Linked DNA regions of Mus musculus: region 1 is linked to region 2. Evidence: chromatin loops called from intact Hi-C (ENCODE). Cell type or tissue: left cerebral cortex. All regions are shown on one strand. Links, peaks and the distances in the headings refer to the core of each region. The heading gives the core; the rest is flanking DNA.

What was found. Hi-C counts contacts between places; a loop is a spot of excess contacts. Peaks named below come from ENCODE experiments on the same cell type or tissue, not always from the same donor. Only the 100,000 strongest peaks of a DNase experiment are listed, where the experiment ranks them.
Region 1: it touches region 2 in a loop (7-fold over the local background); 2 of 42 quality-filtered maps call a loop at or near these places.

What each region holds. Positions count from the first base shown.
Region 1 is chr11:32,149,368-32,165,028 of GRCm38, reverse strand. It overlaps Gm40823 (a long non-coding RNA gene), which reads right to left and starts at 3,718. Exons shown (of 4, transcript XR_872353.2): 1 at 3,587-3,718; 2 at 3,318-3,481. In left cerebral cortex, for the core only: no CTCF peak of the experiment used is centred there; a DNase peak (open chromatin) is centred at 6,978; H3K4me3 peaks cover 234 bases; H3K27ac peaks cover 506 bases.
Region 2 is chr11:32,074,384-32,090,044 of GRCm38, reverse strand. No RefSeq gene overlaps it. Among named protein-coding and RNA genes, the nearest start is that of Gm12108, 19 kb to the left of the region's middle. In left cerebral cortex, for the core only: no CTCF peak of the experiment used is centred there; a DNase peak (open chromatin) is centred at 6,383.

The sequences.
Region 1 (15,661 bases), core at 5,094-10,093, 74 kb before region 2:
GTGTCTGTGTGTGTCTGTGTGTGATGTGCAGATGCCTGAAGAGGCCAGAAGAGGGTGTTAGACTCCCAAGAGCTGATGTTCCAGGCAGTTGGGTGCTGGAGACAGAACCTGGTCTTCATCGAGAGAGCAGTGTGTGCTCTTAGTCACTGAGCTATTTCTTTCGTCCAACTTCATTACATTTAATCTTAGCCTAGTCTTTGTCAGAAAACCCTGAGCTTGGTGCAAAAGTGCAGTCTCCCTTTGTCAGTGAGGTTTCCTCTTCTCTGTTTGGGGGGACCCCAGACCTCACACCTCCTCCCTGAGGAATGTCATGTAGCCCTTAGAGAAATTATAAGTTCAACTCCCTTTCCCCTGATAAGAAACCCATTCAGAAAGCATCTGAGATTCCTGGAATGCCTCCACATGCTAATGAGGTATCCAGGAACCCTAGTCTTCAGCCAATGGTCTTTGCCCACTCTGGCAAAGGCATATTCCTATCCCCTCCTCAAAGTTTTATATAAGCATCATTGACCCCAAATAAAATTGAGCTCCCTCGTTGAGCGGTGGTGGCGCACACCTTTAATCCCAGCACTTGGGAGGCAGAGGCAGGTGGATTTCTGAGTTCGAGGCCAGCCTAGTCTACAGAGTGAGTTCCAGGACAGCCAGGGCTACACAGAGAAACCCTGTCTCAAAAAACAAAAAAACAAACAAACAAACAAAAAAATTATTGAGCTCCCTGGCTGAAGCTGATCCTGGATGGATATGATTGTCACTGTCACCCTCTAGGCCGTCTGAACCCCTGCTCTCTTTGTCATCATGGGCCAGTGGCAAAACAGCCCCTGGGAGAAGGAAGGACCAGAGCCCTGTTTGATATTTAGTGACAGGTTTCACTGTATAGTCCTGGCTCTCCTGTAACTTACTCTGTAGACCAAGCTGACCTTAGACTCATGGAAATCCACCTGCCTCTGTCTCTTGAGTGCTGGGATTAAAGGCATGTGCCACCACCGCCAGCATACTTAACCTGGTTTTAAAGAGCAGGCACTGCAATGGCAGTTTCACAAAGGGAGACACTGTGGTACACAGAAGATACCTCTCCAAGAACAAAATCACACACAGTTTTAAGATGGCAGACCTTGGATTCACATCTAGGGCTACCTAAACCCCCTGCAGAAGGGCCACAAGGTTTTCACCCACATCAAAGGTTTACAGCTGAGTCAAGGTGAGGCACTAACAACAGTAAGGAAGGAAAGTGGACAGTGTGGGGACAGCAGAGCTAATACAGGGGGGACGAGAACTCCATTGGGTCAGAGTGTGAATCTAGGTGGGATGAGATCCAAATATTCCTTAGAAATTTCCTGACATTGAAATTCCCAATTATGTTTACAGGGATATCATCCAAACGCTGGCCAGAGGCAACACTATATAATATGGATTCTGGCTCTTCTCTAACCCTCCTCTTCCCGCCTTTCTGTATGGGCCAAACCATGCCCCAACAAAATGCACTCTGTTGAAGTTCTTATCCCTGCATCTCAAAATGTGGCTGCATTTAGAGAGAAGGCAGCTAAATTAAAAAGAGTTCGTTGAGTCTCTATTTCACATGACTGGTGTCCTCATGAGGACAGGTGCTAGGAGACGGGGCAGAAGTGAGGAGGAAGGGAGATGGTGCCATCAGAGAGCTGAGGAGAGGGGCTTCAGAAGGACCCAGCCTGCCTGCACTGATGCCAGACTTCCGGCCTCAGTGGTTTGATCATGCGTTTCACCTGCTCTTTAGGCCTGGAGGATTCTGCTCTGTCAACCCTAGGAGGGACCTTTTATCTTCTCTTCGCTTCTCTTTTATCCTATCTTCCTTCCTATCTTTTTCTCATTCACTTTCCCACCATCCCATGTCAGAATAGAACCTAAAATGGTTTCAAGGTGGATTAGTGGCGGATCTGTCTCTAGGAAGAGATGAAGACAAGCCCACCTCCACACACTTCTGAGGATGCAGGCTAAAGGTAAGAGACGTGTCGTTCTTTCAGCGTCCGCTCAAGAGTATGGCATTGCCGGGCGTGGTGGCGCACACCTTTAATCCCAGCACTCGGGAGGCAGAGGCAGGAGGATTTCTGAGTTCGAGGCCAGCCTGGTCTACAGAGTGAGTTCCAGGATCAGCCAGGACTACACAGAGAAACCCTGTCTCAAAGAACAAAACAAACAAAAAACAACAACAACAAAAAGAGTATGGCATTGCTTAGAAACCGTGTTGGGAGGTTCAGTGAGGTCCCTGGAGCGTCCTCAATTAACAAAATGTGTTCTTTGTTCACTAAATTGGCTTCCAAGGCGAGAAGGAAGGAGGAGAGGAGCCAGTGGCATGAGAACGAACTGGCAGTAGGTTGGTGGGTAGCAACCCCAGATACTCTCTAAAATGCTACACCGGCGATTGGGTGGAGTAGGATGGTTCCTGCCAGCTTCTCATAACACAATCAAGCCTGTGCTTTTCACCTCCATTTTGGTCTTGCTGAAACCGAAACTCTGAGGCGACTTGGAGGTCTTGGAGTAACGGTTGGAGATTGGAACTCGGGTTCACGGGCTCTTCTAGCACACCCAGTCCTGCCTGCCCAGATCCTGCAGAATACGTAGTGATAAGCACAACAGCAGCCTCAGAACAAAGGAGCTGTGGGCTGTGTGCACAGAGCGGCCTCGCCACCAGGGGGCAGAGCATGCGCGCGCGCACGGTCGCCTTGGGTGCGGTGGGCTGGTGTCAGCACCCGTATGTCGCTAGTGCCTTCGCCCCCTCTCCCTAGGCTGCCTTCCTCCTCTGGCAAAGCGAAGAAATAGCTTTTCATCTTTCAGGCAGAGTTAGCTCATGGCTCTTCCTACCCACTCCTCCTTTTTTCTCCTACACACAGAACCAGGCATCACTGGCCACTGTTGGGTACCTCTGCACGGCTCTCCCCAAGCTGGGTCTCCCACTCTCGGCTATGATTGCTTTTGACAGTATTAAGTGTAACACACAAAAGCAGAACTGAACAAGCCCTTACCAGAGGGAGCTTGGAGAACCTCCGGAGGCACCTGGACTTCCAACACCTGGAGACAGGTCAGGACCCACGACTCATCTATTGCTGAGCACAGGGGACTGGGAAGATCTGATTATGGACCCCACCCTCGGTCCCCCATCATCACCTCTTGCCCCATGACCTGAACGACACCATCTCTGCACCACTTCTGTGTTTCCAGATTGTTCCCTGTTGGCTAAGCCTGTGCAGGCTTCCAGAGCCTTAGAGGCGCTCTCCAGCCTGTTTTCTAGCACTGGTGTTTCTCCCTGTCTGGAAAACCCGGGCAGTGAGTGCTTCACAAGGTACCTGAGCTAGGTGCGCAGGTGACAATGCAGCTAGGAGTTCAGCGAAGGCGAGCTCCCTCCAGTGGCCCAGCCTGCTCCACACCTCATCCCGATTCAGCTCTGCAGGCAGCTGTTCTTCCCGGAACCCATTGCTGCGTGTGGTCCCTCTCATCACTTCATACATCCCTGCAAAGGAGAAATGTTGCCATGTCCTTTTTATAGAGGGGAGGGAGGGGGTACCAAAGGAGGAGCCTTCCTTTCTTCTTCCTGGAAGGTTTCCCAAAATCCTACCTTCATCCCGGAACCTGCCCTTTTGTTCTCTCTTCCCTTACAACTGGACGGTGCAGCTCCCTACCAATGCTGTTCACCCAGCTGATATAATTCCAGTCAGCCCTCTAGATACAGCCACAGATTCAACCCACAACGATGAGAAATGTTTGGAAAAAAAAAGAAAGAAAGAAAGAAAAGCACACCTCTTTAGGTCATGTGCAGATTTCCCTCATCACCACCCCACCAACGATGCAGGGTAACAGCTATTTAGATTTTATTAGGTATATCAGGTCATCTAGAGATGGTTAAAGATGCACAAGAAGATGTATTTAGGTTGTGTGCGGACACTCTTCCATTTTACATCAGGGGATGTGATCATCAGTGAGTTTCAATGGCCTCCTGTAGGCGAAGCTCTTGGAATTCCCAGAATGGCTGATTTACATCCTCATGTCTATTACTGAGACTTTTGAGTGGCTATGACATACCACAGGAAAGCAACCGATAGGTAGAAACATTTGTCTTGACTGTAGAGATCTCAGCCATATGGAAACCTGCCATCTGTAAGCCAGTTAAAGAATTTTTAAAACGTTTGAAAGGAGTGGCTGCATCACTGGGGAACGCTGTTTCTGGAATACTTAATAAACAAAAGCCGCAGGGCCAGGAGCAGTCACCTCCTTACAGCTGACGGCTTTGAATGGAAGAGGCCCTTCAAAGCAATGCAGGCACTTGCTGTTCTTGGTTCTCACCAGATAAGACCCTATCGATGGAGGTATTACCTGCTTTGGTTAAAAGATATAGAGAAATTAAGCAGAAAACGAGCAGGTCGGTTGTTCCACGCTGGCTAGCATTCTGAGTGACAGGGCAGCTTTGTAGCTGGCCAGGGGAGAGAACTCAACAGTCTCGGGAGAAGCTTGTGGACTACAGTAAGGATCTAAGCCAGTGTGGGTTACCAGGCAGATTACCCACTGGTGCGATAGTGGCCTGACACTTTGCAGGGATCACCGACTGCTTTTGCCACTACACAGGAGAGACTCAGACTTGCCACTGTAAATCTGGTCAAAGCCCACAGCTGTGGAGGACATAGTCCCCAAGGGGACCTACTTGCTGTTGCTTTGCTAAGTGGACAGTGTCTTAGTCAGGGTTTCTATTGCAGGGACAAAACACCATGACCAAAAAGCAAGTTGGGGCGGAAAGGGTTCTTTTGGCTCACACCTCTACATTGTAATTCATCATTGAAGGAAGTCGGTTCAGGAACTCAAACAGGGCAAGGAACCTGGAGGCAGGAGCTGCGGAGGGGTGCAGCTGGCCTTGAGGGCTGGCCAGTTGGAGTTAAGAACAGCCCAGATGAAACATAATAAGTAGTAACTCGGGGTTATTAATAGGAAATAGATTCTAATAGCCTAGAGGGTAGGTAAATGATCAACTCCTGTGCTGTTTAAGGCTTATTGTAAATATAAAGGCTCTGAGTGTCTTTTATCTGGGAACCTAACCAATGAAAGTCAGAATAGAAACCCCAGGAAAGGATTTAACCCATAGGCCCCAACGCCTGCCAACAATGGACCAAAGACCGAATCCACAAAGATCTAGTCCATAGTTCCAGAAAGTTCTTAAGTGCACTAACTTTGCCTTTTAGTTTCTGTAGTTCTGCTTCTTGCTAACTAAAGTGTGACAACCAAGACGTGGTTTTTTGTGCATAAAAGACCGAGGGCCATAAGGTTCAGAACTGTGTGATTTGGGCAAGTTCCTCATGTAGCCGCTGGCCAGCAATAGATTTTGCTTTTGGCTTTAAGAGTGTCTGCCTAATGGGCTTACCATGCAGTGTACTATCGGTGCCAGCAAGATCCCCAGAGACTAAGATGCTGGGACACTGGGGGCCCTCAGATCCCCTCTGGGGTGATACCATGAAAAATGGCAATTCCTAGGGGTTGCATGCCTGAGACCCTCCCATCCATGAACTTCAAGGGCCCTATGAATTTCCCCTGCTTTTAGTCCTACTGCCCCAGAGGCGCCTGAGGCCTCCACCCTAAAAAGGGAAACTACAGAAAGCTCCTCAGTGCCAACTCTTCTCCGTGTCATGGTTCAGCCGCAGGTACAGAGGCAATGTGTGTGCAGTCATGGTCCACTTGCCATAGGCTTACTCTTTCAGTTAGCCTCCAGAATTCTGGGAAATGTGTGAAGAGAAAGCAGTCACAGTTATCTTCAAAGGATCCCAAATATCCAGCAGGCTGAAAAAATTGCCAGCCTACCAAAGGGTTCCCACACCCAGCTGCTCTCAGGTGGGTATTCTCAGAGGAGCTACTCAAGTGGCACCTTGCCAAGCCCAGGAAATGTTACTTTTCTGAGTTTGTATCTTTTGGTATTCTGTTATTTATGCCTCAAATGCCTTTAGCCTACTTCTCCACATGCATCCATCAAAGTCCTCTCTCTCTCTCTCTCTCTCTCTCTCTCTCTCTCTCTCTCTCTCTCTCTAAATATTATTTATTTAATGTATATGAGTACACTGTAGCTGTCTTCAGACACACCAGAAGAGGGCATCGGATCCCATTACAGATGGTTGTGAGCCACCATGTGGTTGCTGGGAACTGAATTCAGGACCTCTGGAAGAACAGTCAGTGCTCTTAACTGCTGAGCCATCTCTCCAGCTCCCAGAGTCTGCAATTTTGAATGTCATTCTCTGTGAATCTTTTTCAAGCTCTCTACCCATAACCCCTAATATGTTGCACTGTCTCAGTGTGAACTCTCCCTTTTGCCCAGCATCTACATCATGTGGCAGAGACACTCACATAGCAATTGTTATTCTGTGAGATGCAACAGACGTCCTCTATGAAAGTACCCTGAGCCAGAGAAGGCATCTGAGCCCTTTGTGTCCTGAGCATCTTGCACAGTGCTAGGCAAAGTGTAGATGCCCTTGTTGTGTGCACGAATGAATGAATGAATGAATGAGTAAATGAATACAGTGTGCTGGCGTGTTTCTATGGAGGCTCCGTGGTGTAGACAGAATCTACTCAGGACTCTTCTCTCTATTCACCGGGGCCCAGCTGACTACACACTGGAGCCTCCCCGTTAGGAGGTTCTGGGCTCTTTATTGGCTTTCATTATTTTTTTTCTCCCTAAAACAATATGATCCTTCTTTAGTGCTTTCCAAAGCACACCAATCAGCATACTAATCACACTAAAGTGTCAACGGAACCTGCCAATTTCATACATTTGCATATTTTCTGTAGGGTTCCGCCTCCCCCTCCCCCTCCCTTTCATTAGCTATTCTTGGAAGAGCTGCTCAGCCTCCATATTGTTCAAACTGGCTTGATTTTGATTTCACTTTGTAAAGACAGATTTGCAGGATGATGAACGAGCTCCTGCCAATTTCATGCATTTCCGCTCTGTACATCGACACCTTATATTTATTCCATCTTCTCCTCCTGGCTCCAGATGGTGTGGCAACACAGCCTCGGGCAAAGACACAAAACTCACTCTCCCTCCCTCCTCCTCCTCACACTTTCAGCTCCGGCTCTCCCGTGCCAGGTTTGAACGGTGCACAGCCTCTGGCAAACGTTGCCTCGCCTGCAGATTGGGCTGCCGCTTAGGAACCTGGGAATGTGAAGCAAGACAATGGGGAATGTCACATGCCTTGGGCCTCGCCACTCCAGTCACTGCCCCTCACAGAAAACCACAGCTGAAAGAGTTTGATACATTCACAGATGTTCCCCCCCCACCACCCTTTTCCATTCAAGAAGCGGGCCACAAGTATCTCAAGAGAAGACTTAATAAAACAATGAAACAAAAGCCCCAGGCTCCTCGTGACAGATGAAAAAAAAAAAAAAAAAAAAAACCACCCAAAAAACAAAAAACAAAAAAAACCCAAAAAACAAACAAACAAAAACCTGGCAAGAGCATGTGCCCATCTTGACACTCTCTTGCCTTCTGTCTGAAATGTGACCAGGGAATCATACAGATGAAAGATGGCCAGAGACATATACCAGTGATCTTTTAGATATACCTGCCTCCCCATCCCCCCCCCTCACCCCCAGTTAAGTAGGGGCTGGAACAGACCCCAGAGCATGTGAATTAATTATGGGGGCATCTGAATGAGGACAGATCTGCTCCTGGCTTTCTCTGTGGGTCCAGGGCGGTGGAGAGCTTATACAGCCCCTAGGCGCCAGGCCCAGTGGAGTAGAAGCTGGAATAAGCCATGCACAGACAAGAGAATCAGAAACAAGGACTCAACATTTGGGATCAGAAATCTTCCTGTTTTTAGTGGGTGTGGTGGTACATATGGGAGGCTGAGGATTGTGTATTTGAGGCCAGTCAGGCTCCAAAAAATAAAAAAGGAAGCCACAATAGCAACAAAATAGAAAATTCCTCTTAAGTGTGAGACTGGACCAGGAAACAGGTTGGGCCTGGTGAGGATGTGGTTTGGCAGCAACGACACCCTTGACACTCACAATGTCACAGATTGGACGTGACATGCCCTCCAAACGCCCATAGACATTAAAGACGTTAATGAGCCCATGGCAACATTGGGAGGGGAGTTCATCTGGACTGACGGGTGCTTACTGTAAAGTTGTTAGGTCTCTGAGGGTATGCTGCAGAAGAGGGTTGTGGGAGTAAACTTGTCCTTCTTCTGTGGTATACGTGTGTGCGCGTGTGTGTATTTGTGAATGTTTCTGTGCATGTGGTGTGTGTGTATGTGTGTCCAAGCAATTAGGTAAATGACTTTGCTCTATCACATGTCCCCTGACAGAACATATTGTTTCTTCATAGGGCCAAAGCAACAGGGCCAACCAGTCATAGATGAAATCCTGTAAACCTATTAGCCAAATCAACCAGTTCTACTTCCAAGTTGATTACTCAGTCCCACAATGGCCAAGGACCCTTTGGAGTAGTGGGGAGTCAAGTGGACCTAGAAAAACCCAGAAACTAATAGTCCATCTCACATGATGCTACTTAAGAACCAGACATGGGTGGGAAAGCAAAGAAACCCTTGACTTGAGTGAGGAAACCCAGAACTGACTGAATCGTTCTGCTTTGAGATGAGACTCTTTAGAGTGGACTATAGATCAGAGGGTGCAGCTAGTTATGTTGGCTAGTGATGAGCCAAATAGAAGAGATATGCAGATGTGTTTGCAACTGGGGTAGGTAAACTCAGCATACCTTATAAAGCAAAACCACATGACTGACTTCAAAGTTCCTATGGATCCTAGACTCTTAGGTAGATCCTAGACCTTCCTATCTTTGACTCTGACCATCTTCTGTCTACACTGTTTCCTGTGTCACATTTCAGACAGAAGGCACCGGAGTGTCAGCATCATGAGTTCCTGCCGATAATCTTCATCTGCTACTAGGAGATTGGGCTTTTGTATTCCCTTAGAATACAAAGGTGAGAAAGGAAGATTAAAGGCTGAGGGGCCGGAGAGATGGCTCGGTGGTTAGAGCACCGGCTGCTCTTGAAGAGGTCCCTCATTCAGCTGTCAGCATCCACATGGTGGCTCACAGCTATCTTTAACTCTAGCTCCAGGGGATCCAGTGTTATTTTTTGCTTCCTGGGGCATGAGGCATGCATATGGTACACATACATACATTCATCCAAAACACTCATATGATGAAATAAAGTAAATAAAAAAAAATAAAGGCTGACTCCCATAACGGACCTGTTTTTAATTGCTGTGATAAAGTTACCATCTGGTAAGTTTAGTTACCTTTCCAACTTGCTGACAAACACCATGAGGCTTAGGGGAGGAGAGGGTTCATTTTATTTTATATTTCCAGGTCACAGTCCATCACTGAGGGAAGTCAGGGTGGTAGCTTAAGACAGGAACTGAAGGCAGGAGCCACTAGAGGAATGCTGCTTGCTGGGTTGCTCTCTGACTCACTCACAGGTCATTTTGTTCGCTCTCTCCCCCTCCCCCTCCCCCCTCCCCCTCCCCCTCTCTCTCTGTCTCTCTCAACAGGTTCTCTACATGGGCCTGGCTGTTCTGGAACTCCCTATGTAGATCAGGCTGACCTGCCTGTACCTTTCTAGTGCTGGGTTCAAAGGCGTGTGGTACCATGCCCAGCTTAACTAGCTTCTTTATATAACTCAGGCCCACCTGCCTTAAAGGGATTGCTCCTCCCACAGGGATGGCTCCTCCCACAGTGAGTTGAACCCTTCCACATCACTGGAAGTAATCAAGGCAGTCCCCCACAGACACACCCACAGGCCAATCTAATCTAGATAATATCTCGATTGAGATAGCTGTAGGCTGTATCTCATGTCACAGACTGTGTGTGACACATGTATTGTCACTTCATCCTTCATACTTTCCTGACTTTTAATGTCACGGATAAAATATCTAATATTATTTTGATGTGTCAGCCTTTTGATGGGATTTGATGGGCTTACTTTTACAGTTTGTAATATTGTTTCTTTGTTTAGTATTTTTGAAATCTTGATAGTAGCATATTGTAGAGAGGGTCTTCCTTGGTCATATATATTTGGTGTTCTAAAATATCTCTTCTTCTTCTTCTTCTTCTTCTTCTTCTTCTTCTTCTTCTTCTTCTTCTTCTTCTTCTTCTTCTTCTTCATTGATTGATTGATTTAATGTATATGAGTATACTGTAGCTGCCTTACAGAGGGTTGTGAGCCACCATGTGGTTGCTGGGAATTGAACTCAGGACCTCTTGAAGAGCAGTAAGCGCTCCCAATCACGCAGCCCCTTAAATTTGAGAAATTTTCTAGCATAATTTCACTGAATAGATTCTATATGTCTTTAGTTCTAAAAACTTTTGTTTTCAATTTGATGTCTTACTGACACAGTCTGGTCATTTGATCATACCCTAGTGTTCATTTGCGATTTTCTCCTTGTTGATGTTTGAGAGCTGTGTGTCCTCCTTGATGCTCATTCCTTCCCCACATGGCTGAGACTGTTGTTCTCATGTCGTCCACCAAGATGTTTATTTATATTTTTTTCATTGTCTTTTTTTTTCCTGAAATTTTCTTTCTCCTTTTAAAATATTATTGATTTGTTTTTATGTGTATGAGCGTTTTTCTACATGTATGTCTGTGTACCATGTGTGTGCCTGGTGCCTGCAGAGGCCAGAAGGCAGCACTGGGTCCTTTGGGATTGGAGTTACATACAGATGTGAGCTGTTCTGTGGGTCCTGGGACTTCAACCTGGGTCTTCTGGAAGGGTGCTGCCTATCTAACCACTGAGCCGTGTCTCCATCCTGCTGTCCCCAGTGTGTGCTGACTTCTTCATCCTCATTCCTGCATGTCTCATCCATTGTGGTGAGTTTCCCATCTATGTTGCTGACTTAAATTGAGTTAATGTTGTTTGTATCTATGAGGCTACTGGACACATTTACTCATGGATTTTGAAATCTTGTCTTTTACTTACTTCCCGTCTTTGGACTTAGTAGGTAGAGAGCCGAGCTGCTCGGAGGGGTTCTGTTGACTTGCTTTGTCCTCTTTCCGTCTTTTATCCAGAGCAGGAAGGGGAATATGGGGCATGCGGACCGTGCTGCAAGAGGAACGGGCACAGAACTGTCTAGGTAGAGAATGACCAAACCCTGGAAATATAAACAATTGAGATTAGACTCACCCTGGGACCGGCAGGAGTGGAGCTATCTCCTTCCTTGTTTCCGTGCCTGCCTCGGCAGCTAAGTGGCACAGCACCTGGGCCACCTCTCCATGCTAATGAAGCATCTTAGTAGCCTTAGCCTTCAGTGGCCTTTCCTTCCCTGAATATTCTCACACCCTCCCCCCCACAGAACTACCCAACCCTTGGTTCACCCCCAATAAAGTGATGTATGTGTTCAAACTCACTCCCCATAAGATCATCTCAGAGAACTGCTTCATTAAAGATCATTGGAGAAGGCCTTCACTTAAAAGAGCCATAACACTCAGATTCTCAGAGAAGGCCTTCTCTCTACTCCCTGAATCCCTCTGCATATGCTCCTAGTAGGACTAGGATCCTTCCTGCTTGACCTGGACTCCGGACTCTGAATTCCGCAACCCCCAACCCCCTTCAGCCTGGTGGACAGCAGAATCTGACGCCCAGGAGGGAGAGGCAGGCTCAGGACTCCATCCATCCATTCCGTAATTAGCCCTGTCCTCTCCAAACTGCTGTACCGGTGGAAAGGTGGAACCTGGAACTACAGTGGTGTACTGGCGATGTCCACACACCTGAGAGGAGAGGCGGATCCTGGTACCACAGAAGAAGAAGAAGAAGGGAAGAACCCATGTATTTTTAAAGAAGCCTAAAGAGAGTATCATAAACAATTATATAGGAAATTCAATGTTTTGTAAGTTAGTATCTTCTTCATTTTGTCTTCACTCTCATACATTGATTGGTTGAGGAATTGGAGAGATGGCTCAGTGGTTAAATTAAGAGTCCTTGCTGCTATTGCAGAGGTCCTGGGTTTGGTTTTCCATACTTGCATGGTGGCTCACCACCATTCCTGACTCCATTTCCAGAGGATATTACTCCCTCTTCTGGTCTCTATGAGTACTGCAGGTATGTGGAACATTTAAGGTGCAGGTAAAAACACTTGTACAGATTTTTTTAAAAAAATCAGAATAAAAGAAATAATGTTTGAGACTAACCAGAATTGGAGGATGCTATAAGAGTCTTTCTTTGATAGTATGAGCCATCTCTTTCTGATGCTCACAACAGCCACATCTGTCTGCTTCCAGCTCTGGAGCTCTCTGCCCTCTGTCAACACGCTGATGAGAGATATCAGCATCTAGGTGCTTGCGCTCTGAACTTGTGGGGCACTCCTACCCACAGTGAGGCTGTTGGCTGATTTGCATGGATGTGAGGACATGCACACATTGGATCATTTGCTCAGAGTTGAGCCTCTTCCTTTAAGTAACTGATGATCTACTGAGGCAGGGTGTAGAGGCTCAAGGAGTGTCAGTCTTTTTTTTTTTTTGGTTTTCTGAGACAGGGTTTCTCTGTGTAGCCCTGGCTGTCTTGGAACTCACTTTGTAGACCAGGCTGACCTTGAACTCAGAAATTCGCCTGCCTCTTCCTCCATTGGTATGCGCCACCATTAGCCGAACATTCAATTAGGGCTGTCTGGTGGGAAATTAAGAAGTTCCTTAAATGGTCTTCTAAGAATGAGTAGACATTGTCCAGCCATAGAAGTCAGGCAGTGAGGGTACTTACAACACAAGGTGAGTCCCTGACAAGGCTCAGGGTCTCAAGAGAACAAGTGTGCCTAACTGGAAGAGCTAGTGAGCAGGTTCAGGGGTCTCTGACTATGGGAGCGGTTGGATGACCCTCACAGAAGCTGCCCAGAGGTGATAAGAGCCTCGGTAATGCGGTTTGAACTCAGTATTGTTTCAGCTTTAGTTCATTTAAAGATCTGGTGTTTCCTTGGCCTGGACTAAAGGGGGCACAAATACCGTGGAGGGCAGAGACATGGAGAAGTCTTGTTGCTCCTTGGCATTTGGAATACCCAGGGAGCAGGTAACTTGTCATTCCTCAGTACGTCTTTGAGGATATTTATGGAAAAACTTGCCACTTGACTATGTGGACTGAGCAAGAAAGATCCACCCAGACTCAGTGTAGGCACCTTCAACCAGTCATAAGGCTGACTGCAAACAAAAGTAAGGAGAGCTTGTCTTTGGAAGCAGGCAAACACATTCTCTGCTGCTCTTGGATACCCAAACTGCAAGTCTGTGATCCTTCAAGACCTATGCCAGCAGCTTCCACATTCTTATTGGTTCTGATGCCTTAGGACTTGGACAAAATGACAACAGCCATCCCCTACCCTTGCCCAACTTGAAGAAAGCTCGTGAGGTGATTTGAATATTTGGACTCCATAGATTCCTGTGTTTGAATGCTTGGCCCATGGGGAGTGGCGCTATTAGGAGGTGTGGCCTTGTTGGAGGAAGTGTGTCACTGTGGGGGTGGGCTTTGAGGTCTCTGCTCAAGTGTCACCTTCAGTGTGGACAGAAAGCCTCCTCCTGGCTGCCTGGGGAATCCAGTCTCCTTCTGCTGCCTGTGGTCAAGATGTAGAACTCTATGCTTCTCCAGCACCAAGTCCGCCGGCACGTTGCCATGCCCACCATGATGATAATGGTGGCACCTCTGAACCTGTAAGCCAGCCCCAACTAAATGTTTTCCTTTATCAGCGTTGCCTTGGTCATGGTCTCTTCACAGCAATGGAAACCCTAAATAAGGCAGCCTATTATGGGGTTTCTTATCCCACATAATCTTAGCCCAATTTCCCCTATAATGCCCCCTCTTACATAGTTCTCTCCCTCTCTCTCTGTCTCTCTCTGTCTCTCCCTCCCTCCCTCTCTTTCTCTCTCCCTCTCTGTCTCTCTCTGTCTCTCTCTCTATCCTACTTGCTGTGTAACTCTATAAAAACCCAAACACTCTGGCCTGTTAAAAAACACAAAGAAACAAATTGGGTTGTGTAAGGTGGGACATTAGCCAGAGTTAGTTCCAGAGTTAGTAGTCCTGGCAAACTGGGTCAGGTTCTGTCTGTAAGTTCCACATGAGCAGATTTAGCCAGCTGAAAATTAAAAAAAAAAAAAAAAAAAAAAGCCTGAAAAAAAAATGTGCTTGTACTGAACGTGTGTGTTTTCTTGTCATTATTCCCTAAACAACCTAGCACAGGCCAGTAGCTATTTACTATTTACATGGCGTTTACACAGTATTAGGCACCACAGGTAAGCCAGAGATTGTCCCTCATAGGGGTGGAAGTATTAGGTTCTATGCAGACACCACATGGTTGTATACAAGGGACTTGAGCATTTGTGCACTTTGGTGCCCAGGCAGATCTGGACTTTGCTCCTATAGATTTGAAGGATTAATTATTTTCTAAAGATTAAGAGTGGATTAATGAATGGAGCCCACGGTTGTATTCTATTGAACCACTCATTCCTTTTCTCACTTTAAAACATAATTTCTAGTATGAAAAATTTGAAGTATCAGAAAACACATTGTGGATTCCTGATCTCTTTTTAAAAACTGAAGACTTTCCAGTCATAGTGTCCCCCATATTCAGCCTCCTCCACAGGCTGTCCCAGAGTCCAGGGCCCTTGACAAAGAGCAGCTGTACCATCCATCTTATCTGCCTTCCAGTGGCATGAGCAGTTATCTGCATTTGAAATTCCGAGACATACCACACACACACACACACAGACACACACACAGACACACACACAGACACACAGATACACACAGACACAGACACACACAGACACAGACACACACAGACACAGACACACACAGACACACACAGACACACACAGACACACACAGACACACACACACACACACACACACACACACACACACACACACTCACATGTCAGTCTGCACCCTGACCCCCACAACCCCTGGTGGAGAGTATGGTGCATAACAGGCACCAGTGGGTACAATAGTAACAGCCACAGGGACTATGTAATTTCCTTGTGCACCCGAAAAATCAGATGATTGCTCAAGTTTTCCTCAAAGCTCCAGACAACTATAGCCTGTAAACCAGTCCTGGGAGTGAGCCAGCCCCTCTCCAGGAAGATCAGGGGGCGTCTTGGTGGGTACCATAAGCCTTTGCCCAATCAGAGCCCTGCAAAGGATGATACAGGAGGGCGTAACATCTCCAAGCACCACAGAAGGTAACGACCAAGACGCATAGTTCACATCACAACAGGCAGAGGCAGCTCCGGCTCAGCTCCGGCTCAGCTCCGGCTCTGCAGAGCGGTTTTGTGGCAAGCGAGGACATTTCTGATAGACACAAATATGGCCCCTTTCTTAGATTCTGTCTATCCAGACACCGGTTTCCCTTCAGCTTGGCACTTACAGCTTCACTGCCACACAGGGGCATTCCCCCTTCTCCTAGCTCTTGCCTTCACGTGGACTCATGTCTCTATCCCCAGAGCACTTCCACAGCCACTCCACTGCTGTTTTATGCACGGCAACGTAGGCAGCTGGTAATACGGCTGTCCCACACATACGGCAGAGTTCAGAGTAAGGTTAGCAGAAACACAGAGAACAAACATAGTAGCCTGGCAGTGTATTCTAAGCCAGAGAATACAATGTAAAGGAGAAACTTTGGTTAGTGGTTTCAGAGAGCTCAGCCATCATGGCAGAGGTGTGGTGAGTC
Region 2 (15,661 bases), core at 4,356-9,355:
CCCCTACCCCTCTTCAGGCCCACAAAAGGGGGCTATTTTTAAAGTCACCAGACTATGGCCAGGAGTGTGGAAGGATTTTCAAAATCTGTTGAAATATGTTTGATGTAGAACTGCTGATTTAAAATTCCATACTGTGGTAATGAAGGGCCGTGCTGACGGGTCACAAACATGGTCTTTGCCAGAGGTGTCAATGGGAATATGTCACCAAAGAACTGGCTTCTTCAGAACCAAGGAGATATATTCAAAACAGTTTAAAAAATATTAAAGTGATTTTTTTTGTCCGTGTAAATATGTCTGGTGTAGTAAATGATGGGACCTGGATATTGTAAGTTGAAGAGAGAGACTCATAAGATAAATAGACAATGGCATGATAGCAACCCCAAACTCATGTTTAGTGAAGTGTCATTTTAAAGCTTGTGCAGAAATTCAGGCACAAAACCTTTAAAAGGGGACCATGGTGTGCATTGCATCAAGACTGAACTTCATAAAAGCTTTATGAAGGTTGAAATCATCTCCTGCCCAGGACTACGCCACAGTCAGGTCATGTTGACTATGGTGACATTTGCTCTTCAGAGTTAGGATGATGCAGTGGAGGCCCAGTGTTGGAAAGATCTTATAATTTGTGACAGGCTATGGAGTCATTTATGGTTTCAAAACCAAAATCTGTCCAGAACTTGACAATGAAAATCAGCTTACAGATTTAACATTTTTAGTGGATCTAACTGCTTATTTACATGAATTTAACATTTGTCTTTAAGGTGACAAACAAATTACCAACACAGTATTTCAAATCATAACAGCCCCCAAAGAGAATGAATGAAAATACCACAAGGATGAAAGGAATTTATGAATTTTAGCAAATCGTCTAAACCCTGAACAGCAAAAAATATGTAGCCCTTCCTAATTTGATGCAAGATCTTCAAAACAGATTTGAAGATTTCTGGGGAAATAATTGTCCTGATATTTCTGTGACATTGTTTTCTGTCAGCCTCAGTAGCCATCTGTCAGTTTTCTGATGGGAGTCATAGAATCTGATGTTTGGCTTAAAGGAGAACTTGACTTGGACTGCCATAGACTTTACCGATAGCCCCTCTTTACAATTACACTTCTTTCATGCCCGTTTTAGGAGTGCTTACATAAACTAGAATGTTTGATGTGCCCTTGACAGCTCCCTGAGTATTGCAACAGCTTCCTCACACCAGATACTGACACACAAGTATCTCAAATACAATGTCAAACATCCCATTAGGGTTTGTGTTTTTTTAAACATTAAAATTTATTTATTTATTTATGGAGATGTGGGGGAGGTCTCTTTATGTAGTCCTGCTGACCTGGAACTTGGTAAATAGACCAGGCTGGCCTCAAACTCAGAGAGATCTTCCTGCCTCTGCCTCCTAAGTGCTGGAATTAAAAGTGTGTGGCGCTATGCCTGGCTCTCGCACTAGTCTTATCTTGACCTCAGAGCAGGACAGAAGAGCCAGGAAACTTGGGCTTGGATCTCACAAGTTGGGACACCTTGGGTAAGCTCCTTCCTGTCTTTGTATCTCAAGCACCTCACCTATAAAATAGGCTAATGGCAAGAGAGAGTGTCCCCAGCATACTTGGCCCATAATAGAGGAAGATCAGATATCAAAGAAGTGTTCACCTCAAGTGTCAGATCAAAGGTCCCAGGAGGCATTCATAAACTAAACGTCTACTTCTCAGACATTCACCCAGGAGGGATCTATTGTGTTTCCCCTATCTGCCAGGCTGGGACAGTGTAATATGGTGAAGCAGGGTTGAACTTCATGGACAGAGGAGTTAGTTATGCGAATGGGCAGAAAGAAATTCAAAAGCCGGGAGGTTCACAGAGGGCTGCGGTGGGCGGCAGTGGGGTGGGTGTTGACTGAAGCCTGGAGGGGAGTGGGGGACCTGTGATGAGGACAGCAAGAGCAGGACACTTAGAGAAAAGGCAGCAGATGCAGAATGAGGGAGAAGCAGTGTGAACGAAGGTGTAAACAACCCTCTGGGGTCCCATAGCACTGAGTCTCATATAGGACGGTCTAGCCTACTCACACAGACAGTGGGCTGCGGCAGGAACACATGATCTGGTTTACGTTTAAAGCATTGCAATGGACAATGGGTGAAGCAGGGAGGACATCAAAGCCCAGCTTCCCCTCCTCTCTGAAGTCACATGCATGTAGATTTATTCCTTGGCACCACAACCACTTTCCTCCCTACATCCTGAGGTTGTTATTGGTAAAACAACAGTCATCAGGAGCATGCACCTTGGGGCTGTTATGGAATGAGTGGCCTCTTTGTCCCACCACACAAACATTGTACCCTGGTACTGACATCATCTCATCTCATTTTTACAGCCATTTCCAAGTCAACACTATCAGCAGCTTCAGAATAGGCAGCCAATGAAACCAAGGCCTCCTAGGATTAGTGCCGTAGCCCAGTTGCCTAGCAACAACACCCACATCTGCATCACTGCAGAGCCAGACTACAGCAGGCATTAAAACAAAGGCAGAAAGGAGTTACAGCCAGTCTCTGGGAGTGGGGCTTTCCTGCAGGCATCGATCAGATATATCCAACATTTAGTTCTAGAGGGGGCCCAGTCCCCAGCTCCTCAGTGGGACCTAGATTCCTCACAATTCCTTTAGGTCCAAGAAGGGTTGACTGGGCATGTATTAGGTACTCACAGTTTTCAGGACGCTGCTGATTCCCAGTTTACAGCCAGGACTGATGATGCTCAGGGAGATTAATATTCAAAGTTCAAATCCATTCACAGATGAGGAAGTAGATGCCCAGAGGGCAAGAGCTATGCCCAAGATCCCTTGGGATACCCAGTGGAGACAGGGCATAAACTAGCTCTACCTGATACAAAAGCTACTTCAAAGAGAAACTTCTATAACAAACACTCTGTCTTTCTCTCTATCTCAGGCACATCCATAAAGTAAGTGTTGGTTGTGGCAGGAGTTGAGCATATGCCCCGAAGCCACAAGCCCTGGTTTTTGGAGAAGACATATTTTTTCTCTGCATTTCAGAGCCTTGGAGCCTTGGGGAGATTTCAAGAGGACCAGCTTTGCTCAGAATACTGACATATTGTGGCAACCGGATGATGCCAGTTCTACTGCCACCCATATCTGTACCGAGGCCTCTAGGCCTGAGCAAAGTCAAAGGCCTGGTGTGAGAGAAGCCCCTCAGAGTCATTTCTGAGTAACTCCAGGATTTGCCCCACTGAGTCTCCAAGGCCCAGAGCACAGGGAAGCAGACCTTATTTAAACAGATCTGTTTGGCCAATACCAGCTTCTCCAGCCTGGAGGCAGCTGTCTGTGGCTGGGAGCCAAACAGTAGCCCCTCAGAGGGTTACCACAGCCTAGTTTCTGTAGCTCTTTGTCCTGGGTCCCTTCAGTGCAGTGACAGTCTGTACAGATGTTAGGTCTAGCCCTGAGTGTGGCTGAGAGTGTCAGGTCAAGGGGCCATATCAAGCCAGGAGACCCAGGAGAAATACCTGGGCATGTGTTTGATATTGTAAGGCAGTATGCAGACAGAGGGCCTAGGTAAGCTGGAAGGACTGTGATCCCATGAGTGCAGAGCTGAAGTGGGGACCACAGAGGCTGCAGATCCTGCCTCCCATCCCATAATCTTTATTCTCTTTCTTTGTACATCTACTGCTTGAGAACTTGGCACCTCCTCACAGAGCCATTTCTGGAACTCAGATTCTGGAATTGGAACCCAAAATGACAGATCAACTTTGGGACCCTGACCAGCCTTTCAGGGCCACAGGTCCCAGCCACCTTTTCCAGGAACCGCTCAAGGTCTCGCGGAGCCTCAGAGGCTCAAGTGCAATCGCTGTCTGGGGATGTGCTTTTGAAGGTGAGGGTTATTTTTGTCCTAACTACCGTTGTTAGGAAGATGTCACAGCAATTGTTCAGAAGTTTTCCTTGGTATCTATCCCACGTTCGCTCCCCATTGGGGCCTACACACTGGGTCTCTCTGCTTGTGAGAGAACTGCGTTGGCCGTGGTGAGAGCACTCAGCATTTTCAGCTTTATGAAGACTCAGATCCAGTGTGGAAACGTCATTTGGAGATGCATGTCCCAAGGACGGCACCCTTGAAGGCAGGTCTAACCTCTCTCCACTTGCTACCTCTTTAGGTTGAAAAAAATTTTCTGCATGACCCCAGATGTACGTAGAGAGGCATATAAAATAGAAATACAAAGTAGGTATAAAACTGGAGAGTTGGTTTAGCAGATGAGAACATTTCTTATTCTTGCCAGAGGAATATTTGAATATTTGATTCCCAGAACCCATATTCAGCTCACTGTCATCTGTAACCTCAATCCCAGAGGATCCAACATCTTCTTACCTCCAAGGCACCGGGCATGCGTGTGGAGCACAAACATACAGGAAGGCAAAACGTAAAAAAAATAAATTAATGAAATAAAAATGTAAAAGGTATAAAATAGTGAATCAAACATTTATTGATGATATGGCATAGAGAAATTATTTTTAAACACTAGTGTGACACACATATTTTTGCCGTTTATTAAGATGAAATCAAACTTACATACTAGTGAGATGGATGTACATGCTTATTTTTACATGAAGAATTAAATCTTCGTACACCAAAAGGTGTAGCATCTTCAGTGGCTTTCAGAGATGACTGATCTGTGGCCCAGCATGGTAACCCGCCCTTCAAAATCAAGAGGGCCCATCTCTTCTTAAGGTTTTTTTCACAAAACAAGGAAAAAAAAAGGAAGAAAGCTGCTGGGTGCAAGGAAACCATGGGAGGTGGGACACATGTCTGTCACCTCAACAGATGAGGGGGAACCTGCCATGTGCACCAACTCCTTGCACAGGAATTGCACGCAACCCCATGTGGATGTCAGCAGTACAGGTACCCGGGACACCCTTTCTATTGAAACCAGCTTCGCCTTTTGTTTTCCGGTGAGATGTCCTAGGAAACTAGTGAATTCCCCCACCCTCCTGGTTCCCATATTAGTTTTTGTCTGTCCCATTGTTTCCCTCGCCCTCCCTGGAGTCCTGCCTACCTCAGGAGATCAATATGGGAGCCCAAAGCTGCCTTGCTTTGCACTTCCAACCTTGGAAGTCCTGAATGTTTGGGAAGGGAATCTGCTCCAGCACAGCAGAAAGGCTTAGGAGGAAGCCGGGCAGCTGTACAGCCCAGAAGTGCTCTCCTCTGTAGCTTCAGTCCCAGGTTAAGGGAGGAGTCCCCTAGACAGGGAGAAATGGGGAACGAGGATTGAAGAAGAGGGGGATCAATATGCTTTAGTCACATCTGGTCTGCACAGGAAGTGCACGGTATTAATCTCTCCCATATTGTGGTTCCTGGCAGAAAACACAGGGCCCCTGGGGCACAGCCAAGGGTTAGGGCATCATGTTCTCTTTGGTTTCTTTTGCCCTATATTCTGGTTAGGTTTTATTGTCAATGTGTAGAGTCACTTGGGAAGAGGGAACCACAAATGAAGAATTGCCTTGATCAGATTGGCCTGTAGGTTACTTGATTGCTAATTAAGGTTGAAGGGCTCAGTCCACTGTGGGTGGTACTATCCCCAAGGCCAGTGGTCCCCAGCTGGGTAAAAAAGCTGGTTGAACATGAACCAGTGAAAAGGCAAGGAGGCAGCACGTCTTCATGGTTTCTGATTCAGCTCCTAATTGAGCTGCCTTGACTTCCTCAGTGATAGACCTGGACCTAGAAATGCAAGCTAAGTAAATCCTCTCCTTAGCTAAGTTTCTTTTGGTCTTGGAGTTTGTCCTAGCAAAAGTGACCCAGGTGGGCACCTTACCAAGGCTTAACACAACGGAGGAAGGGGCTTTAGCTTTTTGCAATGTGGGGTAAACTTGGATGACTTTTGACTATTTAGGGAACATTGTCTTTACTATGTCAGGCAGTGAGTGAATCTGTCCTCTGCTCCAGAAGTAGATGCCATCTTTATCTTCCAGGGTTGTTATTCACAGACCCTGGAATGAAGGCTGTAAGTGCCTTCTCTGGAATGAAGGCTCTTAGTGCCTATTCTCACAAGACATGCAGAAATGGGGAGAGCCCATGAAGGAACCTTCTAACAGTAATTCTCAGCTAAGCAGTGACCCAAGGCCCCAGGGTCTTTGCCCATTAAGTATATCACCCTACTCTGGTTCTTAGAATTTTCTCCATTGAGCTGGAGGATACAGAGACTAAAACATCAGAAGGAGGAGTTTTTCCATGGCTTTGGCCTCCAGCTGTGTGCCTGTTTGCTACTAGCCAGAGTCCTGTCACAAAGCACTCCTGTTCATCGGGAATACCAGGAACTGTGATCTGACTGTGTGCCCAATCAGAGACGTGGGTGCTTTGCTGAATCACCAGGAAGACTCTGCCAAGATGCTTTGATTCTAAGCTAAATTCCACAAGATGCTTCAAGGATTTCTGGGAGTCTTCTGAGAGGTGGGAGTAGGAGGAGGTGGAGATACTGAGAAGAGAGGGGGAGGGACCACACTTCTGAGTGCATGGTAAAATATTTACTTAACAGGAGAACAAGATTTGAAAAATTACAGCCACTATTTTAAATCTCAGACTCTACTTTTCTGGGATGCCCGTCAATCTGAGACTGAAGCATTTCCTAGGATATAAGACTATTAGCTTTCCTGCTGTTATGAGGCTGGGCAATATTAAGAAAGCAGGCTGCCTCACAGCTTTTGGAGATTGAGAACATGGCACATGCATCTTCTGGCTTCATGAGGGCATTGGCTATATCACTATGTGGTCAGTGCTATCATGGCAGGAGTAAAGTGGACGTTTCTGGATATGTCAGGTGATACAGGCTCACGTGGTGTCTTGCTGATACAGACTCACGTGGTAAGGCCACTTCACGTGATGTTTTGCTGAGGGAAGACCCATGGGAGGAACGTGATATTTGGAAGAAGTATAACTAGGACTCAACAGACAGTGACAGCACCCTTGCATATCTAGCTTTGCAATGCTTTGTTGGTCTTGTGTCTTCATCTTTGCTGATCTTCACTTCACTGAAAGAGGCAAGGCAAAAAACTTCTCCTGGTGTCCCTGGCTGGTCCTGGTCGCTCCTGATCACTCGATCACTCATGCTGATTTCGTGGAGGCCTGGCTGTTTGTGCTAGATCATGTCATAGTTGCTGAGTCATGTTTGGTATCCTGATACTACTCAACTGGACTGCTGTTATCCTGACAAATGGAGATTAAGGTCACCCTTAAAAAAACTACTTCTATACAGGGCCACATCTCTTTGATCTTTTTTATCACCTTTTCTTTCCTATCTTTGGTTGGTGAGCTAGAAGGGGCTTGAAGCATTTCAGAATCCTTATTAAAAGTAGTGTTAAACATAAAAATATAAAAATCTAAGCCTACACAGCTGTATTCCCAAAAGTGAGGGATCACATGATGGAATAGAACTAGAGGAAGAGACAGTGTTAGCATTCTGTCTAAGCCCCACCTCACAGTTACCTGGCAACAGCCAGGTGTGTCTGACTCACTGTAAAAGGAGCTGCTTGCCCCCTCCTTGCTCTCTTGCTCCTCTCTTGCATTCTCTTTTTCTTGCTTTCCCTCTCCCCCCTCCCCATTCTCCTTTCCTGCTCTCTCCACATGCTCATAGCAGGCCTCTACACCCTCACTCTGTCTTTCTCTGCTTCTACTACCCTCTTTACTCCCCTCCCCATGCAATGAATAAACTCTATTCTATACTATACCATCGTCATGTGGTTGTGAAGGGATGGGCCCTCCTGCGGAGGCACCCTCTTCCCCCATACCTGACTACACCTCCATAGAACATATTCCTTCTCTCTTTATCTTTTTACAAACATATCAGACAGGGCAAGCTTGCCCCATCACAACAACCTATTCACACAGGGACTAATTAGGGTCCCATGAAAATGACATTAGTCCATTCTAGGGCCAATATCCAAATCATCTGGTCACCTAGGCACAGGCTCCTCCATAAGCTTCTATGATCTCATCACCACACTTCTAATGCTCAAACTCTTAGGGGACACACTCAGTGCATATTCACACTACATCCCGAATGTTCTGTGTTGCTACTAGGGCTGCTCCGGGCAGACAGAGACAGCCAGTATTTTAGTCACTCTTACAGCACTGTGACCCAATACCAGATAGCGACAAGCTCAGCATCTCAGTGTGTGTGTGTGTGTGTGTGTGTGTGTGTGTGTGTGTGTGTGTGTGTGTGTTTATGTGTGTGTATGTGAATTTGCTCACAGTTCAAGGTTACAGTCATCGCCTCCAGGCAGGTATGGTGGCAGACCAGCCATCTTGGTGAGGAGGGCATGGTGAAACATGGTTCCCCTCTTGGTTGTGGAGCATGTTGTTCAGATTGTTCTCATCTTGGAAATCAGGAAACAGAGAGTTCCACAGGAAGCGGTGCTGAGTGACAACCCTTAAGGGTCACCTCTTATCAGCCACTTCTTCTACTGAGGCACTCCCAAGCCACATGCTGCCTCCTGGGACTAATATTCAAATACAGAAACTTATGGAGGATATGCTACATTTAAAGCACGACAGCTGCTCACACTGCTTCCAGGACACACAGCCTCAGCCTCTGCTGTCATTTACTTTCCTCACTCATAGAGTAGAGCCTGGCCCTCATGACTAGATACATACCTGATAAAGAATACCTCAAAGGCATGCATCGAGTCTGTTCAAAAGGAATGTATACATGGGAGGGGATATTTGTCTACTTGGTAAGAGTTTTAGCAAGTGAAAAGCTGGGGTAGAGGGCAGAGAGCAATGGGGCCCAGTAGGGAAAGCACTCTGAGACCTTTTCTTAGAATCAGTATATTTTATAATTCAAGAAACAGGTGAGACTCTGGAAGGTCCATGCAGGTAGGGTGCCCAAGGCCCTGTGAAGTCTGGGGCAGAGCTAGAGCTGCAAACTCCAGTGGTAGTCCCAGTAACCTTCCTCTACCTCTTGCTTGGTTTTTATTCTCTTTCATCCTAATATCTGCAAGACATTTGTCCTAGTTAGGGTTTCCACTGCTGTGAGCAGACACTATGACCAAGGCAACTCTTATAAAGGACATTTAATTGGGGCTGGCTTACAGGTTCAGAGGTTCAGTCCATTATCATCAAGGCAGGAGCATGGCAGCATCCAGGCAGGCATGGTGCAGGTGGAGCTGAGAGTTCTACATCTTGATCTGACCGTAGCCAGGAGAAAAACCAATTCTTCTGAACAGAGGGGAGCTTCAAAGCCCACCCCCAAAGTGACACACTTCCTCTAACAAGGCCATATCTCCTAATAGTACCACTCCCTGTGGGCCAAGCATATTCAAACCACCACAACCTTTGTGGACTTTAATGCAGCATCCAAAAATGAGTGTTGTTGATCTTTGAGTCTTTCCAGTCAAGTTGATGTTCACCCAGCCCTCCATCCCTGGATTTGCCAACTGCTATGTGAGTCAAAAGTTTGAGAAACAAGATTTTGGTAACTGCCATGAGCCATTTCTCTCCTTCAGAAGACTCTGGTGTTGTTTTACCAAGGACCTACAGTCCTGCTACTCAAGATGGAGCCAATGGGGAATAAAATATTACACTCAAATGACAACTGGTAATTTAGAGATTTAAAAACAAATCCCAACTTCAAATTCAATCCCAGCTTCAAATTGCTTCCAATGCCAAATGAAAACCTCATGTTTATTCTGGGTCTGCTGAAACCCTAGTTTTCCTGGAATATAAATACTATTTGCTCTCCTCTTGAGTCCAGAAATTTGTTTTGTTGGGTCATCTCGGCCATGTTTTAAAGGTTGACTCAGCAAAGCAGCATATGTACCATTATATAAGGAAGGTGCTTGGATGTATTGTCTAACGTTTATCTGCAATAAAAACCTTCCATGCCTCACCTTGGACACAGCAGTGATTTATTCCTGTAGCAGCAAACAAAAGGGCACCTGAGCATCCCACTCCTGTCCACTGTCCCAATGATGTCAACACAGTACAATGGACACTAGAAGTACTCTTGATGTTTCTCACCCCTATTCACTCCATCACATGCCACACCATTCCTATTCTTCTCTTGCATCCACTGACATCATTCCACCAGTGCCACAATTGACTCTTACCTTCACACCCGAGCTGCACCAATAACCTCCTAACCAGGTTTACCCCTCTCTCAGATGCATTCCAAACAGGCATTGTGAGCAGGCACCCGGGATTGCTAGCCTGGCCACCATTTCCCTTCCTTTAAACTTCTCTTTTTCCTCTCTGGTTCTTTGCTACCATCACCTCATCCCTCTTTGTAACCAGGATACAGTGTTGTGAGTATGGCCTTAGATAGGTATCATTTTAACCAGCTAGGTAACATCCTGTTTTGCATGTAGTGCATTTTAGAAAAATAAACAGGACTATGCCATTAATGCCATTTGGCTACCCATTTCTCTCCCTCAGTTCATGGAGATTATTCCATGTGGCTGCCTGCACTCATTCTCATTTATGGATTCTGGCTCCTGAGGGAGATGCCCAGTGTCTGTGCCACAAGGGCTACCCATTGTGATGAGTACCCGGGCTCTCTTTTTAGTCTTCTCTTCCCTTGCACACAGGCCTGGGTGAGGACATCTAGTATCCATTCCTTTGAAGATCTTGTGTGTGCTTATGAGGTCCGTGGCCAAAACCTGATGTTCCTGTGGGCTGAAAGCACTTGGAATTATATATTCATCACTGTTTGTCTTTCTAATAGGTAAAGTTCATTATCGTGTTGCTGTTCACAACTACACTGCCACCATGACTACTGAGTTTGAGTCTGGCTTCAGGTGCCACTTAGCTCTGTAGATTTCTCCTATGAAAGTACACTTCACCTTCTTGGTTCCTACTGAGTGCCTTTCTTTTGAAAATTGACTTGTAGGGGCTCTTTATATATTGCACACCAATAATTGTTCAGTTTGAGATATTGCAAATCTTTTTATTTGGCATGATTCATCTATTAACTTTTTGGAAGGAACTCTTCACTAAGAAAAAAGCCTCCAGTCTAAGGGCAAATGTTTGTTCTCTGGCCCCTCAGAACTTCTTGGATCTCACATTTGACTTCTGAGCTGAGTCACGAGACAGGAAGTTACCTGTGTCCATGTCTGGGTGGTAATTCTGACCCCTGGACAATAAATTGGAACTGAAGGCAAAGCAGTTAATCACTTCCCTCATGGCTGCAAAATTGGAAGTTGTTTCCAGCCACTTTCTGTTACAGTGAGCTTGTTTGAGGGAGCTGCCAGAGATGCGGGGAGTCAGGCAGAAACAGATTGGGAGGAACTGAGGGCTTCGTGGAGTCTTTGTTTTCCATTTCCTAAGTCTTGACATCTTGGGATGGTCCACCATCTTCCTGGCTTGTATTTCCCAACTATCTTTCTGAAAGCTGATATTTTATTTTAGCCATATCATTGTATCACATTGATAATTTGCTTAATTCTTTACTTCAATTGACCAGATATGTTACTCAAAACTTTTATTTATTTAAAGGTAAAACATGAGGCTGGAGAGATAATGCTCTCAGTAGTTAAGAGCACTGGCTGCTCTTCTAGAAGAACTGGGTACAATTCTCAGTGCCCATGTAGCAGCTCACAACGGTCTGTAATGTCAATTCCTGGGGATTTGACATCCTCACGCAAACATACATGTAGACAAAACATCAATGCACATGAAGTAAAAACAAATAAATCATTAAAAAAATTAAAAGGTGAATGTCACATTAAAACTGTAAACATAAACTCACATAGTCTATCCTAAAATAATGCTGAAAGTAAACATGACTAAAACTGTGTAAACTCAGCTTAGGTGACATCCCACACTGGAGTGAGGCATGCAGACCTTCATTAAGGCAATGTAGAAATAGGCTGAAAAGTTTCTCCTTAATGTGATCAGAATGTATGGAAATTTAGGAAAAAAGAATAGTCTTTATGTGGATTCGTGTTGTTACAGTACCAGTAAAGGACCATTAAGGAAAGAAAGAAAGAAAGAAATAGAGAGAGAGAGAGAGAGAGAGAGAGAGAGAGAGAGAGAGAGAGAGAGAGAGAGAGAGAGAGAAAGAAAGAAAGAAAGAAAGAAAGAAAGAAAGAAAGAAAGAAAGAAAGAAAGAAAGAAAGAAAGAAAGAAAGAAAGAAAACACTCCTTTGAGTGAGAGAACAGTCTCTGGCATAAGTGGAAACTTAACAGTCTAGTTGGGCTGGGTCAGTCACCTGGCCAAGGGACCACCCTGGAAGGTGGGCTTACCTTAAACCACACTAAGGAGACAGGTGAGATAATATTTCCATAGTGAGATCCTGTACTCTTCCTTCCCAAAATTATTCCTGTCCTCCTGGTGCAGCATCTGTGAGCAACCGAGATTTGGCTAGGTCTGCCCACCTTTCTCAGTCTAAATCAAGCACAGTGTTCTCTCTCTCTCTCTCTCTCTCTCTCTCTCTCTCTCTCCCCCCTCCTCCTTCAGGCAGGTGCCATGATTTACAACTTGCCTGCTCTGGACGTTTTTTCTTCTGAATTTTAATAAAATTAAAGCTTCCATTTGAGTCAATTAATACATTATTTTATTAATAAGGCTAGTAACCTCCAAAAGGAACCCTGATTTGTCCTGTATCCTCTGGGAAACATGAAGGGGCTCCCCATTTTCAGATTTTTGTTTTTGTTTTGCTTTGCCTCTTAGAAACCCCTCCCCATCTTAGTAGAACTTTTATCTAATTTATTTAGTTTTTAATAAATATGTGTCCTGGTGTGGGTATGTGTAGTATGTGTAGTGCAGCTAACACCTTACACCTCTGGAGCCCAGAAGAGGGTGCTGGCCCTGGAGCTAGAGTTACAGGCAGTTGTGAACCATCTGATGTGGGTGCCAGGGCAGCAACTGTTCTTCACTGCTGAGCCGTCTCTCCAGCCTCTTGGTAGTACCTTTGAAAGGTAAAGTTTGAATATAAACCATGCCTTCCACTACCAGACAGAGCTTATTTTCTGTTTCTTAGTCTGCTAGCAGATTTCTTTTCTTTTCTTTCTTTTTTATTTTATTTATTTATTTATTTATTTATTTATTTATTTATTTATTTATTTATTTATTTTGAGACAGGGTTTCTCTGTGTAGCCCTGGCTGTCCTGGAACTTACTTTGTAGACCAAGCTGGCCTCGAACTCAGAAATCCACCTGCCTCTGCCTCCCGAGTGCTGGGATTAAAGGCGTGTGCCACCACAGCCCGGCAGCAGATTTCTAATAATTACAAAGCCATAAAGGTTATGACAAAGATAGGCAACTAACGTGAAGTAGGCCAGGCGGGGATCTGAAGAGACTATGATGGCCACTAGGTGCGTGTTGGGAATCAAATCCCCTGTCCTATGCTAGAGCAGCCAGTGCTCTCAACTGCCAAGTCGCCACTCCAGACCTGACAAAATGTTTCTCTGTAAAGCGAATCCTACACAGCCAATCTTTGCTGTGATTTCAAAGCCGAGTCTCTCCGGCAGCATATTTCATCATTATGTTATAATTACGCATTCACCCCAACATATGTCACAAACTTTGTGTGTGGGTGCCTGTGTGCACTCCTGCGTGCGTTTGGTTCATGTATAGAAGGTTCTAAAACCAAGTCCCAAGGTTAAATGCCTTGACAGTAAGAATTACATGGAGTGTATCTTGTTTATCTGCTAGAACAAAGAGAATTCCCTAGATGCTCAACAACAGCAAGCTTGAAGTCCACCATGGAGATGCTGCAGGGCAGGTGTGGGGTCGGGGGAAGGGTCGGGTCAGTTCTTACTTGGACTGTAGGAGAGTCTGTTGCATACTATGATTATAGCTTTTGGCTGGCAAGCTTAGGCAATTCTTTACCTAGACATGCATCCCCTGGATCTCTCTTGCATATTCACATGGTGCTGGCCCTGTGTGTGTACCCATCTCTCTCTGTGTTCAAAGTTTCCTTTTTGAGAACCATGTGTGAACCATGATCTGGCTGCTGAGGATCAAACCCAGGTCCTCTGGAAGGACAGACAGTGCTCTGAACCACTGACCCATCTCTGCAGCCCTTTTCCTTTGATTACTTTGGCCTTAAGGGTAATGACTATTGTGGGTTGAACCATTTCTTCATACTATTCAACAAGGGGCCAGCAAGATGGCTCAGCAAGTTAACACATTTGCTTCCCAGCTTGAAGAACTAAGTTCCATTCACTAAGACCTGTATGATGGAAGTTGTTCTCTGACCTTCACACTTGGGCAATAAGCAGCATGTATACCTGCCCCCTCCTACAATATAACAAAACAAAATAAAACAAAACAATAAAAGGGAAACCACATTGGATTAGGGCCTACTCTATTGACCTTTTCTTGACTGTTAATAAAGACTTAATTTCCAAATGGAGTCACACATTCTAAGGACCTGAACTAGTTGAACAGTATGAAGATATAATTCAACCCCACGACAGTAATTGCTTTAAGGCCAAAGTAATCAAAGGAAGGCAGCTGGCTAGAAGACCTGGGTTTTATTCTCAGCCCCCACATCATGGCTCACACATGATGCAGTAAAGCCGGCTGCACCAATGTCACCCAGCCTCTGTGGACTTCTCAGTCTGCAGCTAGAGAATGAGACATACTTTTTGTTTTTCCAAGTTTATTTCCTAGGCTTTGAAATAGTTGCTAACATCTATGAGGGTGAGCTTTGACCATGGTGAAACAAAATATGTGTGGCAGAGGCAGACTGCTGAGCTCATATCTGGGCTTCCGTCCAAGCAGCTATGTGAATGTACACACATTATTTGAGCTTTCTCTGAACCTCTGTCCAGTCATCTGTAACCAGGGATAATTCATATCTCATAAGATTATTATAATTTAACAAGCAGCATGTTTGCTAAGCAGCTTAGGCATGGAAGGTATTATTAGTTGAAGGACAACTGCTTTTTAAGGTAGTGCTGAGCATCTTTCTAGGTTGGCCTTCCTTAAACACGAGCCTACAGCACTGCATAGCACTAATGTAGCATGCACAGTGCCACAGGCACAGTGGTACCGAATGATGGCTAAGAGAGGTTTGCCTTCAATCACTGGGCAGCACACTACCAGGTACCTGCCTCCTGGAATGTTGACTCTTCTCTATCTTCCCTTTATCACCTAGCTCTCCTGTCCATCTCCCCCACCAATACATCACTCCATCTTAATTTTTATGTATTCCTAAGTAACTTGCAAATATTATTATTGTTTTCTCCAAGCTGCACATTAAACACATAATTAACTACTGTTCAGTATTTGTGTTGTCCAGAATTGTTTATAACAATTCTTTCTTTGAGATATTTTATGCTGTTAACCACACAAACATTTAAGAACTCATTGATGGGTTTCACCCCCCCCCAGTAGCAGCCCTGTTGCATAGAATATAGTAGCCCTAGAATTTTTATCACCCTAGAACCTTTCAACCTCTCCTCCCAGTTAATGTCCCCACCCTACCTCAGGGTAATCATTGACCATTCCCTATTCCTTTCCTCTCATGGAACTTTACAAAACGAGAGTCAGACAGGCTTTGGAATCCGGTTTCTTCACTGAGCATGTTTTGTTATTCATCTGTATCACTGCGTAGAGTTGTGGCTCTCTCTCTCTGTCACTTTCTCTGTCTCTCTTCATTATCCATTTTACAGAAATATTTCCATTCATCTACTCACCCTCCTACTGACAAATACTTCTTATGTTTAGATTTTTGTGAAAA